Regions from separate parts of the Homo sapiens genome. Here region 1 is linked to region 2. Evidence: chromatin loops called from intact Hi-C (ENCODE). Cell type or tissue: dorsolateral prefrontal cortex. All regions are shown on one strand. Links, peaks and the distances in the headings refer to the core of each region. The heading gives the core; the rest is flanking DNA. Region 1 overlaps DLGAP3 (DLG associated protein 3). Region 2 overlaps DLGAP3 (DLG associated protein 3).

Evidence for each region. A loop is a pair of places that touch in the nucleus more often than their neighbours do. Peaks named below come from ENCODE experiments on the same cell type or tissue, not always from the same donor. Only the 100,000 strongest peaks of a DNase experiment are listed, where the experiment ranks them.
Region 1: it touches region 2 in a loop (2.9-fold over the local background); 5 of 110 quality-filtered maps call a loop at or near these places.

What each region holds. Positions count from the first base shown.
Region 1 is chr1:34,914,758-34,923,726 of GRCh38, reverse strand. All of the region lies in intron 1 of DLGAP3 (DLG associated protein 3), which reads left to right. Among named protein-coding and RNA genes, the nearest start is that of DLGAP3, 10 kb to the left of the region's middle. In dorsolateral prefrontal cortex, for the core only: no CTCF peak of the experiment used is centred there; a DNase peak (open chromatin) is centred at 4,676; H3K27ac peaks cover 2,726 bases; H3K27me3 peaks cover 609 bases.
Region 2 is chr1:34,865,900-34,874,868 of GRCh38, reverse strand. It overlaps DLGAP3 (DLG associated protein 3), which reads left to right. Exons shown (of 12, transcript NM_001080418.3): 9 at 5,780-6,264; 10 at 7,242-7,333; 11 at 7,678-7,821; 12 at 8,568-8,969. The coding sequence ends at 8,786. Among named protein-coding and RNA genes, the nearest start is that of SMIM12, 11 kb to the right of the region's middle. RefSeq lists enhancers at 8,325-8,454, 8,505-8,604, 8,655-8,734 and a silencer at 8,895-8,944. In dorsolateral prefrontal cortex, for the core only: no CTCF peak of the experiment used is centred there; DNase peaks (open chromatin) are centred at 2,908, 4,308 and 4,933; H3K27ac peaks cover 4,000 bases.

The DNA of each region.
Region 1 (8,969 bases), core at 2,638-6,637, 48 kb before region 2:
TCTGCTGTGGGTGCTGGGAGGTGGTGGGTGTGGGTGTGGGTGCCTGTTTGGGGAGGGGAGGTGTTTGTGCTCCACTCAGCTCCCTTGGTTACATAACAGCTTTGATAAGACTTTACTTTGGATCTGCTGCTACTGCCTGAAGCAGTCACCCCTCCACCCCCACATGAAATGCTAGATGTCCACCCCCTTTTCCCTGGCCCCTTAGAGAGTCCTGCTCTTCCTGATCCACTGTTCCAGCAGCTGCTTCCTTGCCAGGAGGTGTCTGCAGCTTGCCTCCCTGCTCCCTTCCCAGCTTCTGCTTTCAAAATACTTGCTTCTTTTGTTATTTGAGCCCAGGTCACCACCTTTACATTTTTAAGCCTCCTGGTCTACCCTCTCCCTTGTAGGGCCCACAGGCTGGGAAGGGAGGGATTCACTGATCATGAAGCTCCCCTCTAGGGAAGAAAAGGGGTGTTTTCTAGGAGGTTTTAGCACCCACAGTTAATTTCCTTACTATTTCTTCCTCTGCCCCAGTAACTTTTGGAGTTTGAGAGTGTTAGACCTTTACCCAGAGGTGCTGGGAGGAAGGATTTTGGCCTTGATATTTTCTCTTTCTTTTCTTTCGTTCTTTCTTTTTTAGAGTTAAGGGGTTGCATATACGGGGGGATTGTCTCCTGGGTTTGAAGAGGTACACCTACTTTATTGTTACTCCTACCCAGGTTGTCTGAGGAAATACTCGTTTCTCTAGGCATGGGATGAGGACATGACAGGGCCCTTTTAAAAAAAAAAATGACGATTTTTTCCCACTGAGAGTGGGTGGGAATGGGATGTGTCCAGGAGTGGGTATATCTCATTGATAACAGGAACAACTTTCCAAATAGAGAAGTGGGAGACTAGCAAGAGGAGAGAGCAAATGCAAACTTGTGATGTACTTGGAGAGAATATGAAGGATAGAAGCCAGGGGAGGGGCTGGATATCTCTGCAAGATCTGGGACTCCAGTACACATGCATGCGTATTTCTGCCTGTGAGTGAGTATATGACTGTGTATATGTACATAAGTATATGTGAGTATGCTGTGTATATGTGTATAAGCACATCTATTTGTATAAGTGTGGATGTGTGTATATATATATGACTCTATGTATGCATTCATGTATATATGTGAATGTGAAGGAAATTACTGAATTAAACCAATGTGTGCATGTCTGTGTGTGTGTGTGTGGTGTGCTTATCCAGTAATGCCTTTGTGTGAGTGTAAGCATGCATGTGAGCATGTATGTGGGGCATGCATATACGTACCGTATCAACCACATATGAATATATGTACACAAGTTGAGGCAAACCTGTGAATAAATGTAAGAAAGAGAGAGACCGATTCTGACTGAACATTGGGCTACCCAAAAGTGTCTTCCCAACAGCTTGAGCTTGATCACCCTGCTACTTGTAGCTCTTCTCCAGAAAGTAGGCTCCCTGAGGTCTCTCAAATTCTTATGTCCTTGGGAGCCAACTGTTCTCCATCATATGAAAGAAGTTTGTGGAGGGAAAACCTATAAGGCCTTGGGGATAGCCAAGTAAGAAATCCAGGCTCCAGGCTGTTCAGATGCTATGGTGCTCAGGGCTGTATGTGGGGAAAGAGGATCAGGGCTTAAACATTGGCATTGCTACAGAAGTTTCAAAATTCAACAAGTTGGTCCTAGTGGATGAAAGGGGTAGTGAGTAAGAGGGGGGCCCAAGTGCATGCATAAGCCTCATACATACAAGATGTGACAATACACGTGTACAGGTACATGTGCATATTACTTGTCTGTGCCATAATAGGCATATATCAACATAGGTGCACTTTCTAACATGCACATCCATTAACAAATCTACAGGAGTGTCTATACCAACACGGGGATTTGTCAGCATGCACATACATGCTAACACGTATACTTGTGAACAGAATTTACAGAAATATGTGGGCATATGCTAACACTTGTCTGATTACAACCTATGGCCATATATATGTGCATCTCACTCATCTGGGTTAACAATAGCCTGCAAACATACCCTTCCCCATCGCAAGTGCCTCACCCAATGCATCCATTCATTCAACCAGCATGTATTTTATGCCTCTAATCTGCCACATGCTGTGCTGGGCACTAGGGATGGTCCTTGACCTCAGATAACTTGCAATCTTGGGAGAGCAAAGGACCTGGAACCAAATAAGGAGAGTGTTAAGGAGGGTAGACACACATAAGTGTTCATTGGAGGGAGTGGGGACCTAAAGAGAGGTAGGTTGGCTCTGGAGTGAGGAAGGGAAAGGTTTGGTAAAGGATCCATAGAAGGGGAGGCTTTTGAGTTGAGGTTTAAAAGTTGAACAGGTGCTTACCAGGTGAGCAACTGTGGGAACAGGTATTTCAGTGACAGGAAATGTTCCAGATGGTCTTCCCACTTCCACCCTTGCCAGCCCCACCTCCGTAGACTCTTTCCCAAAAAGCAGCCAGAGGAAAATGAGGTCTTGCCTTTCCAGTGGCTTTCCATCTCACTCAGAGTGAAATCCAAAGTGTAGTGCGTCCTGAGCAACGTGAGTGCTACGTGTGCAAAGCCCCCTATTACCTCCTGGATCTCAGGGGCCACTCCTACGTGGGTTTCTTTTCTGTTTCATAAAAAGCACAGTTCCTTGTGGAGGCAATTGCGCTTGCTTTTCCCCTCAGCCTGAAATGCTCTCTAGGCAACTCACTTCCTCACTGTATCCGAGTCTTTGCTCAAGTCACATTTTTGGAAAGACCTCCCCAACAGTCTATCTTGAATAGCCCATTGTCATTCTATCTCCTCACTCCATTATTATTACTATTATTATTTATCTCAGTACTTGCCACCACCATTATTTTATATATTTGGTAATCATCCCTCTTTTTCCACTAGAATATAAACTTCATGAGCATGGGAGCTTCATCTGTTTTGTTCATTGCTGTATCTACAGTGTCCAGAAGAGTATTCAGCTTGGAGTAGGCAGTCGATACATATTTGTTGAATAAAGAAATTTTAGCTAGCCGGCAGCCAGTGAGGAGAAAGGATCAAGGTGAACAAGATGCAAGGCAGGGAGACCAGTTAGGAACCTGTTGTCATAGCTTTGGTGAGCAATTAGGATAAGAGTGGCCTGATGTAGAACACCAGCAGTGGGAGTGGAGAAAAAGAGACACAATGTACAAACACATGCATGCACAAATGTACATGCATGTGCTTGTACTTTAATCACATCTGCTGTTTTAGTAGGGGAAGGCTAAGGAGGAAAGTAAAAGTGTCTTTATGTGTATGTGTGGTATGTATGTCATGAACACCTCATGACAGGCTGGACACCCTCCAGCTAATGCCAACTGCAGTTCTCCCTTCCTTTTGGATCTTGTCACCAATATCCCATGTATGTTCATTCCTGCCAGCCAGGCTGCAGAGGGCTGCCATGCGGGGTCTCTGTGGTTCCACCCTGTCAGTGATGCAGGGCTCCTGCCATAGGGAACAGGAGTTGGGAGCCAGGTCTTGAACAAAGGGAACGGTCTTAGGAGGTCAGAGCCACAGACAGAGACTTAGAGACACTTGGAGAGAGGCACGTGGACTGTGAGAGGAGTAGAGAGAAGGGGAATGGCTGCGGAGAGCTCAGAGATGGAGAGCTCAGGCATGGCCCAGACTTCCTGAAGCCAGATGTGGTGGGGGTGGGACAGCATACTTAGGCAGCTTCTAATGCCTGGCCCCAACCTCTTCCCTTCTTCTCCTGCTCCACTTCTGGTCCTCTACCCTGGTGGTGTGGATGCCTTAGCCAAGTATGGACTTAGGAATGATTTGTCCCCAGGGTTGTGATGTGAATTCAGGTATATGGGGAGACCTGGAGGAAGGGGTCCCCATTTGTATAACACATTTTTTGGTCTGGCAGTAGGGGAGTAATTTCTCTGAGTGTCTCAACTTTTGTTCTTTTCTTTTCTTTTCTTTTGAGATGGGGTCTCACTCTGTCACCCAGGTTGGAGTGCAGTGGCATGATCTCAGCTTACTGCAACCTCTGCCTCCTGCTTTCAAGCGATTCCCCTGTCTCAGCCTCCTGAGTAGCTGGGATTACAGGCACTTGCCACCACGCCCGACTAATTTTTGTATTTTTAGTAGATATGGGGATTTCACCATGTTGGCCAGGCTGGTCTCGAACTCCTGACCTCAAGTGATCCGCCCACCTCGGCCTCCCAAAGTGCTGGGATTACAGGTATGAGTCACTGCACCCGGCCTGGTTGTTTTCCTTTCTCCCAAGAGAGCATGGAGAATTGAGCTTGTGTTGCAAAATGAGCAACTGAGGTTAAACCTCAGGCAGGACCAATCAGCTGCTAGCATTAAGAGACTAAGGCATAGTATGTGGGGAAAGCTGGGAGGACAGCTGCTAAGAAAAGGAGGAAGTGGGAGTTGGGGGTCTGCCCCACCCCATGCCACTCCAGGGACCTCTGGTGGAGGGGAGTGGTCAAGGCCTAAGATCCTCTTTGACACTTCCTCCCCCGGACCTGCAAGCATGGGGCTGGGTCGAGAGGCCAGTGATAGAGCCCCTTCCAGGCTCTAGGGGTGAAGGGGGGCCTCTTGCCTCTCTCCTCTCTCATCTGGGCTAGGGGCCAGGGTGCTGCAGCCGCTCCCCTCCCACCTGGGCTGTGAGCATGGGGGTTGGGCCGAAACAGCCGCCAGAGCCGCCCACCTGCCCGCGGTGTCATGGCAACGACTCTGCCCACGTGGACGATGAGGAAAGGGAGGAGAAGAGAGGAGAGGAGGCATCACAGCAGACACGAGGATGGGAGGGGCTCTTCAGGGTCCTGCGGGTGGAAGCCCCCACCCCTCTAGCTTGGCCCCGGCCCTAGCTCCTTTCACCCCAGATCCCCTGGGGCAGGGTGGGGCTGGTGTTCCAGCTCTGGCCTCGGAGTGTGCATGTCCTTGGATGTCCTGAGTAATGATGACCTTGGCTTCCTGCACTGTGGGGCCCTGGCCAGGGTCCTAGGGTATATGGGGCTTTGGCATGCTCAGGCGTCTCCCTCTCTCCTTACCCCTCAAGTCGGGGATGGTGCCTGGGGCTGAGGGGATAAGAGCCCGACCTACTTCTCCATTTTCTCACTATTTTTCAAAAGGAAAATGACCCACTTTTCAGCCAATCGGACTGGGGCCTGTTCCCCGGCTGATTTCCTGAGCCCCCCTGCCCGGGCCTCTGCCCCATCCTCAGCCTATTAGCCACGTGCTGGACCCACTTCCTAAGGGTAGCAGGTGAACCTGTGTGGAGGGGTCCTCCCCTGCCATCTGCACCAGGCTGAGTCTGTTCTCAGTGAGGCAGGGGTGGGCCAAGGCCTGGCTGAGACCACATCAGCTCCGCATTGAGCAGACCCCCTTGTCTGCCTCCACCCTGGGCACTGTAAGGGTCCTGCTTGCCATCCCCATAGACCCCCAGGGCACACCTCGAGGTGAGGCAGGAAGGACTTCGGAAGGGTGGAAGGAGGATTCTGCCTCTCCTCTCTCCCTGTGTCAGTGGATGGTGGCAGGCTGTCTTCCCAAGCTGCTTCATTTCCACATGGAAAGGGAGCCTGTGGCACTAGAGAACCATGCCTGTCTGTCTGTCTGTCTGTATGCCTGGCTGGCAGAGTTCCTCTGAGAGACCCCCCCTCTGAGGGTTCTGCCTGTGCCTCATTTCCCAAGCCCCTCCTTTTCTCTAGGATATTGGTCTGGGCCTCCGAGCCCCCTCCCTCCCTCAGCTATATTGGCCTGGGCTGGCTTGGGGGGTGATTAGGGATTTAATTATTTAGTTTCTCCAGCTCAGTAGATTAATTCCATCCATCACAGGCAGGCTGAGCCTTCTTCCCCTCTCTGGACTGCCTGGCCAACCCCAGAGAGAAGGAGCATCATGGCTCACCTGGGCCTAGTACTGGATCTGGGAACAATGGATAAAGTTCTTGTTTGGGGAGGATTTAATGAATGACCTTGAGCAGATGTGGGTGCCTAAATGCTGTGAAATGAACATGTATTTCTGTCATATGGGGATAAACATGTGGACATGTATTTAAGGTTTTGTATCTGTGCAGCTTCTATGCACACAAACATCAAAGTCTATTGGATGGATAGCCACGGTGGCTCAAGCCTATAATCCCAGCACTTGGGAGGCCGAGGCAGGAGGATCACTTGAGCCCAGGAGTTCAAGACCAGCTGGGGCAACATAGTGACACTGTCTCTACAAAAAAATAAGAAATTAGCCAGGCACGGTGGTACATCCCTGTAGTCCCAGCTACCTGGGAGGCTGAGGCAGGAGGATTGCTTGAGCCTGGGAGGTCAAGGCTGCAGTGAGCCATGACAGTGCCACTGCACTCCGGCCTGGGTGACAGAGCAAAACCCTATCTCGAAAAAAAAAAAAAAAAAAGGAAAAAGGATCTATCGGATGGAAATGCACATGAGGTGTATGAACCCTCATAGGAACAAGTTTGTGTGGGTCTGGGTATACAGCGTGACAGTGACTATATAGATGAGGTCAGGTGCTGCGTAAGTTGTGTATGGATGACTGCGTGGCTGTGTAATTTGCCTCTGGCTGAACACCTGTTAATTTGTGAATGAACAGTCTTGGGGCAGTGTATAGCTGTGTATGAGGAAGAGATGACAGAGATGGAAGGTTTCCTGAGGCTGAGTGATGAGAAAGGGCACACTGGGGTCCACCTATTGGCCTCCTCAGACCAGTTTGGTCAGGGAGACATGCTACTTTAAAGGTGCTCTGAGGCCAGGCACGGTGGCTCACGCCTGTAAGTCCAACACTTTGGGAAGCTGAGGCGGGCAGATCACGAGGTCAGGGAGACCGAGACCATCCAGGCCAACATGATGAAACCCTGTCTCTTCTAACATGCAAAAAAGAATTAGCCAGACGTGGCGGCACGGGCCTATAGTCTCAGCTACTCGGGAAGCTGAGGCAGGGGAATTGCTTGAACCTGGGAGGCAGAGGTTGCAGTGAGCTGAGATCGTGCCACTGCACTCCAGCCTGGCGACAGAGCGAGTCTCTGTCTCTAAATAAATAAAATAAAATAAAATAAAATAAAATAAAATAAAATAAAATAAAATAAAATAAAATAAAAAATAAAAGTATTCTGTTCAGCCTAGGCCTTGGTCAGGCCTGGACCCAGACTCAGATTCAAATCCTTCTTCCACCATCTATGTGACCTTGGGAAATTTTCTTTACATTTCTAAGCTTCAGTTTCCTCACCTGTAAAATGGGAGTAATAATAGTGCCTACTGCAAAGGATAGTTGTGAGGATTATATGAAGAAAAACATCTAAAGCGCTTAACACTGGGTCTGGACAGTTGTAGGTATTCAGGAGCCTAACCTTAGACTTCAGAGTTGAAAGGCACCAGAGGTTGTCTGGTCTGAAATGTATTCAATGTATTCAGTGCTTGAATGCACTCTGTACCATCCTGCAAAGCAGTCCTCAACCTCTGCTTGCATGCCTCCCTGGACGGGACACTCCCACCTCTTTAGGAAAGCCACATCATGCTGTAGCGGTTCTATCTGCTGGGGAGTTCTGGTCCAGCTGCAGGGAGTCATCGCCTTCCTTTTCTCCCCTGTTTCTCCCTGTTTCTCTATGCCTTAGCTGTGGGGCACTCCTTGATGGCTCAGTTGCTGACCCTGAACTCACTGAGCACCTACTGTATGCCATGTGTGTTCATACAGAGATAGATCCCCTGAATCCTGGCCTTCAAGGAACTCACAGCTTACAAACAACTCTTTACCCTACTGTGGGGAATAGAGGTATGAGACCCAAGAGGAGCTGGCAATTGTGGTGTCCTGGGATTGATGGGAGGGCAATTTTAGGGGAAGGCCTCTTGGAAGAGAGTACACCCGTGCAGCAGCAGAGGGTTTAAGGTTGGGAGGACAGGGGTTTTGCAGTCTGAGCTGCCTTTTCTATGTGCTCTCATGCTGTGTCCCTTAGCTCCTGGCTGTCTTCTCTGAAACCCAGAGAGAGCAGAGGTATAGATATCCTTGAAGGTCAGGCAGGGTTTCAGGCAGAGCTGAGGGGTGGGAGGTGCCACGACGTGAACCTGGCAGTCAGCCAACCAGCCAGCCTTCGTGGTTGGCTTCCTGTGCTGGACTCTCCTGTGGGAAAGGCTCAGAAGGAGGGCTCAGGCCTTGTTGCTAGAAGCCCCTGTCTCAGCTCACACAGAGAGCTTACGGGACAGTGTGCTAATCCAGGAGGCTGTCCCAAGCTCTGGACACCAAGAGGGGACCAGATGCCTGGGCCAGAGAGTAAGAAAGGTCATTGGTATGGCCAGGCTGAGTAACTCCTGCCCAGTGGACCCCTGCCATGGGCTTGGGCTCCTACCTGCTATTCTTTGATGGCCCTGGCAGGCTCAGGTGTAGAGCATCCTGGAAGCTAGGGCAGCACGAGTCCAAATCACATACAAATGAAAGAAGGTGCTTTGGTGCTAAAGTCAAAAGAAGCCAACATATAGAGACATATGTGCAGTTTCTTTGGATAGGTCAGCTTAGTTACTCATTGCCGCAAGCTAAGGAGGTAGGTATTGTGATCCCATTTTACAGATGAGAAAACTGAGGCTCAGGCAGATAACACAAATTGCTCATGGGCATAAAGGTAGGTTGTGACATAATGGATGGAGGTGGATGATTGGCTTTCCAATACCCAGCTATGAGGTTGCTGGCTTTCCCTTCCAGATCCCTGGAGTTACAAGAGAGACCACTAACCCTGGCTACAGGGGTTTGTGGGAGTCTGCAAATCAAGGTCCTCTAGTCCTCTCAGGTGCCACCATCTTTGGCTACCAGGTCTTTGCTCTGCTGTCTTTGGTACGCTTAGGGTGTGGGAGGTCTTCAAAAGAAGCCCAGGCAAACAGAAATTCCTGCATGCGTGAAAAAGATGAGTTTTCAGACCACCCATTTCCGATCCAAACCAAGTCATGTATGGATAGTTACAGCCTTTGCCCAAAGCTGTCTAGAGATCCTCTCCCTGTCTCC
Region 2 (8,969 bases), core at 2,030-6,029:
TGAAATGACACCGTCCTTCCCCCTCCCTGCCCACTCCCCCTCCCACCCTTCCTGCCTGCTGCCAAATACTCCTGGCAAAACCTCTTGACAACTTCTGGATATAGAGCTTTCCTTGGATACTGTGTCTCTTGGGATAATCCAGCTTCTACCCAGAGGCTTTTATGTTATCCCCCAGAGAATCACAGTAGAAACTCTCCCTGAAGTAGAATCGCAGTGGAAACTCTCCCTGAAGTAACCATGATAACAACTTGCATTATCATCAGGAATGTAATCATTGTCACCTTGGAGCACTCAAAGGGAGGAGGCTTCTGCAGCCACATTTAAAGGCTTGGGAGAAAATATTGTGAATGCATTGTTACGCATTAATGACAATTCACAGCTGAAGCCAGTTTTTATCCTGTGCTGACAGCTGTTGGTGGAGACCACAGCAAATACTGCCAAATCCAAAACTAAATAGCGACATAAGCCCTTAACTTCACTATTCTAAAAATTCATCTGTTATAGTTAGGAGTGGGTTTGACTGTGAGTTATAGAAAACCCCCCAAACAACAGTGATTTAAATATGATAGAAGTTTATTTCTCTCTTACTTAGAGGAAATCCAGGGAGAGTTAGTTGAGGTCTGGTAGATGCCCCACAGTGTCAGGACCTGGAGCCTTCTATCTTTTCCTCATCCCCCACCCCACTTAGCACTTCCCTTTGGTCTCATGTTCCAGAATGGCTGCTTGAGGTCCAGCCATCATGTCTGCATTCTGGTGATCGGGAAGGAGGAAGAGACAAGGAAGGGCATACCCCCTCCTTTTAAGGACACTTTCTGGAAGTTGCACATGCCACTTCTACTTTTATCTCATGGGCTAGAACTTAGGCACATGGCTACATTTAGTTGGTAGGGAGATTGGGAAAGAATCTTTATTCAAAGTAGCCATGTGTCCAGCATAAAATGGTGGGGTTCTGTTACTAAGGGGGAAATGGAGAGTGGATCTTGGAAGACAGTTAGTGGTCTCTACCATCCTTCCTTCCAACCAACCAACCAACCAACCAACCAACCAACCAACCAGTGTGATGAACTGCCCTATTTAGTGAGGAGACACTTATGCAAATAACCAGCCATGATACAATGTGATATGGAGTATAAAAGAGTTTTGTTCAAAGCGCTGTGGGAGAACAGATGGAAATGATCAACAGCAATCATAATAATTAATAACTACAATGCCCTAGCCGGGTTCTCAGTGCTACATTCCGATGATTGTGTTTGTCCAGCTCCCTCTCTTTTCAGTGAGAGCTGCAAACCATTCTACTTCTCTAGAATAGCTAACACAATGGGCAGGCAGGGTGCTGTTCTGAGTTCTTTATGGATATTATCTCACAACAATCTTATGAACTGCTACTATTATCATTCTCATTTACAGATGGGAAAATGAGGCACAAGCCACCGAGCTGGGTTTTGGACCCGGGCAAGGCTCCAGAGCACACGGGCCTAACCGCTCTGTTCCGCTGCCCCCACCCAAAGCTGCTCATTTTCATTCCTTCCCCTACTCCCCAGACATCTCCAGCAGATAACCACCCCCCATCGCCCACTTCATTGTGATGATTGGGGTCAACTGGTGGGACTTCTGTCCACTTCCAAGCCAAACCCCAGCTTACTTAGATATCTTCCCTTGTCTCTTCCACCAGCCCTGCCTTCATCTTAGGAGTCAACCCCACTAAGCCTCGGTTTTCTGATCTACAAGTAGGGCTGACACTAACATCCATAGAGTGGGACTGTTTGTGAGGATTGAGCATGTTTATTCATGGAAAGTGCTTCTCCTGGCACATACTAAGTGCTTAGAAGATGTTATTCTTTTTTATCCATCCTTATATCTGGTTCCTCCTCTCTTCTCTCTCTTCATTTCATTTCTCTTTACAGGTTGTGTTAATGTTGTATTCCTGCTGAAACATTATCACAAATTCAGTGATGGAAAACAATACATATTTATTATCTGGGGTCAGAGTCTCAATGGGGTTTCAAACTGGGCTCTGGGAGGCTCTGGGAAGAATCCATTTGTCACCTTTTCCCAGTTTATAGAGGCTATCTGCATTCCTTCACTTGCAGCTTGCTTCTATCTTCAGAGCCAGCAGTGGTGGGTTGAGTCCCTAGGTTGCATTATTCCAACCTTGATTCTGTCATTCCATTTTCTTCTCTGACTCTTCTTCCTCCCTCTTTCATTTATAAAATGTGATTACACCAGGATAATCCAGGAGAGTCTCCTCTTCTTAGTATCCTTAACTTAATCGCATCTGCAAATTCCTTTTTGCCGTGGAAGGTAACATATTCCTGGGTTCTGGGGATGAGGATGTGGATTCCTTTGGTGGCTATTATTCTGCCTACACCACAGGTTCTTTCCTCTTGGGATACAGCAAGCAAGAAGCACCCAAAACAAAATATCCCTCTTTAACAGTACATTCTCTTCTGTCTTCCTCCCTTCTCAGCCAGGCTTTCTGAGGGTTGCCTTGACTAGTTTTCTCCACCTCCTGACAACCTGCTGCAGTCTGCATCTGCCCCCACATTCCACCAAACCCACTCTTGCTTGGATCACCCGTGGCTTCCAGATTGCAAAATCCGTGGGCACCTTTCATTCTTAACCGGCTGCGTTTTCCATGTTAGCTGCCCATTCCTTCATGAGACCTTTCTGTCCCCTCTCTGCTTTTATGTCACTTTCTGGTGGTTTTCTCCCCCTTCCTTTCTGGCTTAGTCTCCTCTATGAGCTGCACCGTCTCCACCCACCCCTGAAATGTCCGTGTTCTCCCGGGGTTTGGATCTTGGATCCGTTGTTCTTTTCTTGGGTGAGCTTGTCCCACACTGCTGGTTTTAAATGCCACTTGCACAGGGATAAGCGCCTCCTGCTTGTGCTGTACACATCTCTGGCTGCTGGCCAGGAGCGTTGGTGAGGACTGTGCTTCTGGTCATCCCATCAGCTCCTCGACTTCCTTGGTCTCCTTTGAGGCAGACATGTGAGAGAGCTCACTGAGGCAGTGGCTTGAGAAGCATGCAGCCTGGGGCACTTGGTCCTTCTGTTCCCGGCAGTATGGCTGTTTCCATCGCGATGGAATGGGATCCTCTCAAGACATCTCAGAGGACAGGCGGAAGGCAGCGAACATGGCAGTGCCGAAGGACACAGCTGTGTTTAGCAGGGGCGACAGGAAAGCACGCAGGTGTGGCAGATCATCAGGCACGTATTTATTGGAGCAACCCCCTCCTTTACCTTTGTGGTTTGCAACAGCTGTAGCTCTGAAGGAGCCACAAGCTAACTAGAGCACAAAGGCACAAAAACATTCAAAGTAAGTCAAGATGCATCCTAACAGTGCAGCTAGACATTCAAGACTCTCACCAGAAAGAGAACAATCTGCCTGAACGGCAGGGCTGCCTCTGAAGCCAGGAGGGCTGCTGAGGGAGGTGTGGTACTCAGGAGTGGTCTTGTGGGCAGTGGAGGGTGAAACAGGTAAAACAGGACTTAAGGAGGGAATGGACAAGGAGCCAGGAGGAGGAAGGCCATTTCAGGCAGAGGAGTAGCGTGTGCAAAGGCTTGGAGTCAGGATCGCTTATAGTCGATTCAAGGAACAAGGAGAATGTGGGGGAGATGAGGTTGAAGAGGAGGACTGTGTCCAGGACATCAGGGCCTCAGATAATGCTGGTACAGGAAGTCTGAACTTTGTCTTGTTGGTAGTAGGGGGCTGTGGAAGGGTTTTGAGCAGGGGAATGACTTGGCAGAGCTCAGCTTTAGGAAGACTATTCCAGTCTTGGGTGGACTGGGGAGGGCCCCAGATCTTAAAATATGCAAAATATAATTTTAGAGAGAGGAACTACCTTGGCAATTACTTATCTATTTCTATAATTGTATATATGTGTGTATTTTTAGATGTATATGTGTGTATATTTATATCTAATACATATATTTTAAATACATACACACATACACATTGGATGACCTAGATGGAGGGTGAGTGACAAAGGCACACAGTGAGAAAGCCAGCATTAGAACTCAGAGCTAACTCCTGGCCCCGTGCTCTTCCTCTGCAGGGTACTGATGGAGGCAGAGGTATCTGAAAGGAGGCCAGTCTAATCATCAGGGCAGATGGTGATGCAAACCTTGACCAGGGCAGGACAGGGCAGACACTGAGGGGAAGACTGTGTGGGAGGCAATGAGGATATGTTCTCTCTCCTTCTCCCTCTCTGGGTGGGGGTTGGGACATAGGGCTCGTTGGAGACTGCACATGAGTGCATCTCTCCTTCCTGGGTCCTGCAGCATCCTTCTGGGCCTGGTTTCTATGGCAACAGGCTCCCAGCAGGCAGCCTGCCAGCTGGAGAGAAGTAGGCAGGCAGGCAGGGAGAGAAGGCCTGGGCAGCAAGAGAAAGGCTGAAGTTGCGGGGGTTGGGAGAGTCTCTTGGGGAGGTGGAGGGACCCTAGAGCTGGGCCCACAATCCCTTCTGACCATGTAGGGGTGGAGGTAGCTCAGGACACACAGGCTTTTCTTTTGTGGTCCTTGAATTTCCAAACCTTGATCTTCTGTTTATCCCCCACCTCCCACATCTCCTGACTCCCACTTCTTAAAGTATTGCCTGGTCCCAACCTCATGCATCTTAAGCGGCCACTGACTTCTTTATAGAAAAGAACTCTGAATTCAGGGAAAAAATGAAAACGGCCAGTTGACTTTTTGGTTTGCATAAGATTTGCATATTATTAACTCAAAGACAAGAAATTTCCAGGCCCTATGTCATTCCTGCAAACAACTTAATTCAGCTCCACTGGCACTGACTTACTGTGTCTGGCCAGGCTCTGGGCTGAGCCATCGGGGTCCCTAGAGAAGTCCTCCCAGCTGCAGGCCCACTCCACCTCCAGCTGCTCCAAGGCATTTCTTCCTGTGATGTTCTAGCAGCTGGTGCAGTGGGAAGTGCTTGGACTGTGGAGCCCAGCAGCGCTGAGTCCAAATCCTGGCTCTGCTACTTTGAAGCTGGGTTTACTTAGTTTACTCATCTCTAGGTAGAGCTGAGGACACTCTAGTGCAGCTGGTGTAAACTAGCATAGACATAGAATTTGTTAAAATATTGAAATACTTCGGCCAGGCGTGGTGGCTCACACCTGTAATCCCAGCACGTTGGGAGGCCAAGGCGGGTGGATAACCTGAGGTCGGGAGTTCGAGACCAGCCTGACCAACATGGAGAAACCCTGTCTCTTCCAAAAAGAGACAAAAGGCGCATGCCTGTAATCCCAGTTACTCGGGAGGCTGAAGCAGGAGAATCGCTTGAACCCGGGAGGCGGAGGTTGCGGTGAGCCGAGATCGCGCCATTGCACTCCAGCCTGGGCAACAAGAGCAAAACTCCATCTCCAAAAAAAAAAAAAAAAAAAAAAAAATTGAAATATCTTCTGCCTTCACTGGTAAAGAGCCACCACCCTGGCTCCTCCCTGACCCCTCTAGCCCACCCCACAATCTAGCCTCTCCAGGGCACTGCTGCAGCATTTTGGTCTGTGCCTGCTCTGCCTGGTATATGCCAGCATCTGCTCTGTCCATGGACTGAACTGGTTGCTAAATAGCTTGGATATCACCCCTATCTAGAGGCAGTGCAATAGGTAGGTATATTATGTACGTAGCTGTTGCAAGGACCAATATATTTAAAGTGCATAGGTTAATGTCCATCACTTTGTAGGTTCCCTTTCTCATTCCCTTCCTTTTTTTTGCTTGGGGTGGGGGTGAGAGCTGGCATGAGCCTGGGCAATGGGGGATGACAGCCACCCCTCTCCCCAGGCGAGCAAGGTTCAAGCGCTCCAATAGTGTGACGGCTGGCGTGCAGGCAGACCTGGAGCTGGAGGGCCTGGCAGGCCTGGCCACGGTGGCCACAGAAGACAAGGCCCTGCAGTTTGGACGCTCCTTCCAGAGGCACGCCTCTGAGCCCCAGCCTGGGCCCCGGGCCCCCACCTACTCAGTCTTCCGCACGGTCCACACGCAGGGCCAGTGGGCCTACCGCGAGGGCTACCCACTGCCGTACGAGCCGCCGGCCACCGATGGGTCGCCCGGCCCTGCCCCCGCCCCCACCCCCGGCCCTGGGGCCGGCCGCCGTGACTCCTGGATAGAGCGCGGTTCACGTAGCCTCCCCGACTCAGGCCGCGCATCCCCCTGCCCACGCGACGGCGAGTGGTTCATCAAGATGCTGCGGGCAGAGGTGGAGAAGCTGGAGCACTGGTGCCAGCAGATGGAGCGTGAGGCGGAGGACTATGAGCTACCCGAGGAGAGTGAGTCACGGCATCGGAACAAGGGGACTCTGGGGACCATGGCCTCGTGTGTGCTCAGGAGACCCTGATGGGGGTGGCTGGGGCTGCAGTGTAACAGGAGGCCCCTTCGGTTGGTGCCTCACTGGTCTTCTGCACTGGAGCGTGGCGGGTCAACATCGGCAGCAAGACATGCTGGGAGCTCTTGAAAGGGAGCAGGGTGCACATGGTGCAGCTTTAGAGGCCAGGGCTGGGACTGCAGACACTGCAGGCCAAAGGGCTGGGCCTTCTATGGATGGCTGCTAGTCCAAATCACCAAGTTTATGGGGACTAAGGGAACTCCGTTCAGATCTGGACTGGTGTGGGGATCCAGGTGGTGCGACCAAGATTACAGAGAGGGAGGCAGTTCACAATGTCAGATCCTGTCTGAGGCACAGAAGAGGGAGATTCAGCCAGGGAGATGTGGCCCTGGCCCGAGGGAGAGCATGGCCCTTCCTGTAAGTCAGATCCACTGGGAGACACAGTCTTACCCCAGAATCTCTGAGTTGAGGGGACAGTGGCTATGAAGATGTGTTATGTACATGAAATTACTTGGTCATTCTTAAAGAGCCAAGGAGTCTTGCATGCACTGGGGAGTGATGAACAAAGCTTAGCCAGTGGGTGGTCATTGAGCTAATGCCCTGGCCAAGGCTATAGGGCTAGGCTGGGGCTGGTTTCCGTCTGTTCTCTGATACGGGAGGGAGAAAGGATAAAGAAGGATGAGCACTCAAGAAATGTAGGCTGTATGAAGGAGGGAACATCAGTGTCTGAGGATACAGTCTTGGTGTAGTGGAGCGAGAACTTGTTAGGAACTTGAGGATGGGATGGGGCTGGGGCTGGAGGAGACTGATGGATACACAGTGCCAAGCAACCGAGGGGTCAGCGTCATTCAGGGCAGACTTCGTGGAGGCTGGGGAAGGAGATGCATCATTTCCCTCCCTGAATTTCCTTCTGCTTTCTAGTCCTGGAGAAGATCCGCAGTGCTGTGGGCAGCACACAACTTCTCCTGTCCCAGAAGGTTCAGCAGTTCTTCCGGCTGTGTCAGCAAAGCATGGTGAGTGCCCATAGTAGTAGATCCTACCAGATACATGTGACCCAGAGTGTGTGTGTGCTGGAGGTGAGACAGGCAGGTGACCCAGAGTGAGTGTGTACCAGAGGTGAGACCAGGCCTGCATGCCTTCTGGGGTAGCTGTGAGTCTTGTGCCTGGAGGTAGGACCAGGTGTTTGTGCACAAGAAGGGGAGTCCTGGGCTCGCTCTTGTCCCCCTGTCTCCCAGCCCCCACCCACTCTCCCAGGCTGAGCTTCCTGGCAGTAAGGGTGGATAGGACTTTCTCTTGTCCTGGCTGGGGCTCAGACCTCCTTGACCAATCACTTTCCCTCCATCTTCCTCTGTTGCAGGATCCCACTGCGTTCCCTGTGCCCACCTTCCAGGACCTGGCGGGTTTCTGGGACCTCCTACAGCTCTCCATCGAGGATGTGACCCTCAAGTTCCTGGAGCTACAGCAACTCAAGGCCAACAGCTGGAAACTCCTGGAGCCTAAGGTGGGGCTGGGGTGCCTTCAGGCAAAGAGGCCAGACTCTGGGAAATTCCCCTCCCCAGAGAGGTGGAGGGTGGGACGAACAAGGGGGCAGGGGAAGGGATCCATGGGCAGCAAGGGCAGCCTTGGACAGGTGATAGGTGACCATCCCCTTCCAGAGTGACCACGCTCGTGGCCACTGCCGTCTGCTTGGCCCCAGTGCTCATCACTGCTTGAGCTGCCAGAACCCCAAGGCTTCCTCAGCGCGGGGGAGCGGGGTTGGGGGGGTGGCGGCGGCTGCAGCTGGAGAGAGCAAAAGTAGACCTTACGGAAGGACAGACTGTCCTCAGTTCGGGCCTAGGCATCGACGGCAGAGCCTTGAGGGTCCCCTCAGCCGCCAGGTCCCTGGACCTTGTCTGCGATGAGGGCCAGAGGCCTGGTATGTGCACCCTCATTGCGGAGCCTGGGTCGGGAACTCCCTCCTTCGGGTCGGGACCCGGAGTGAAAAACCGGCTCTGCTGCGAGCTGTTGAGAACGGCGCCACCAGGGGGCGCTCGAACGCGCCGCGCTTTGGTGGAAAATGTGGGGATTTGACCTTGTCGGAACAGGAGCACCTGGGGCTTCAGGTCACGGGATCCGTGGCGGATTCTGAGCGCCATCGCGTTCGGAGCCACGCGGTCGTCAGCACTCTGGGCGCGGGGGTGCGGGGGCGGACACCTGGGTGTTGGGATGGTTCGGCGCCCCAGCTCAGCGACGCCCTCTGCCCCGCAGGAGGAGAAGAAGGTCCCTCCGCCGATACCAAAGAAGCCCCTGCGGGGCCGGGGCGTGCCGGTGAAGGAGCGCTCCCTGGACTCCGTGGACCGGCAGCGGCAGGAAGCGCGCAAGCGGCTCCTGGCGGCCAAGCGCGCCGCTTCCTTCCGCCACAGCTCGGCCACCGAGAGCGCCGACAGCATCGAGATCTACATCCCCGAGGCCCAGACCAGGCTGTGACCGGTCCGGCCCGCCCAGCCCGGCCCGGGCCCGCGGTTCTCCACCCGTACTGTACACCCAGCGTCGAGGTCACTGTGAACGCGGGCCGCCCCGTGCGCCCGCCCCACCGGCACCGGACGCCCCGGCCCCCGGGCCCGTCACACTCTCGTGGGTTTTTTACCTTCCTGATCCCACGCGAAGGCG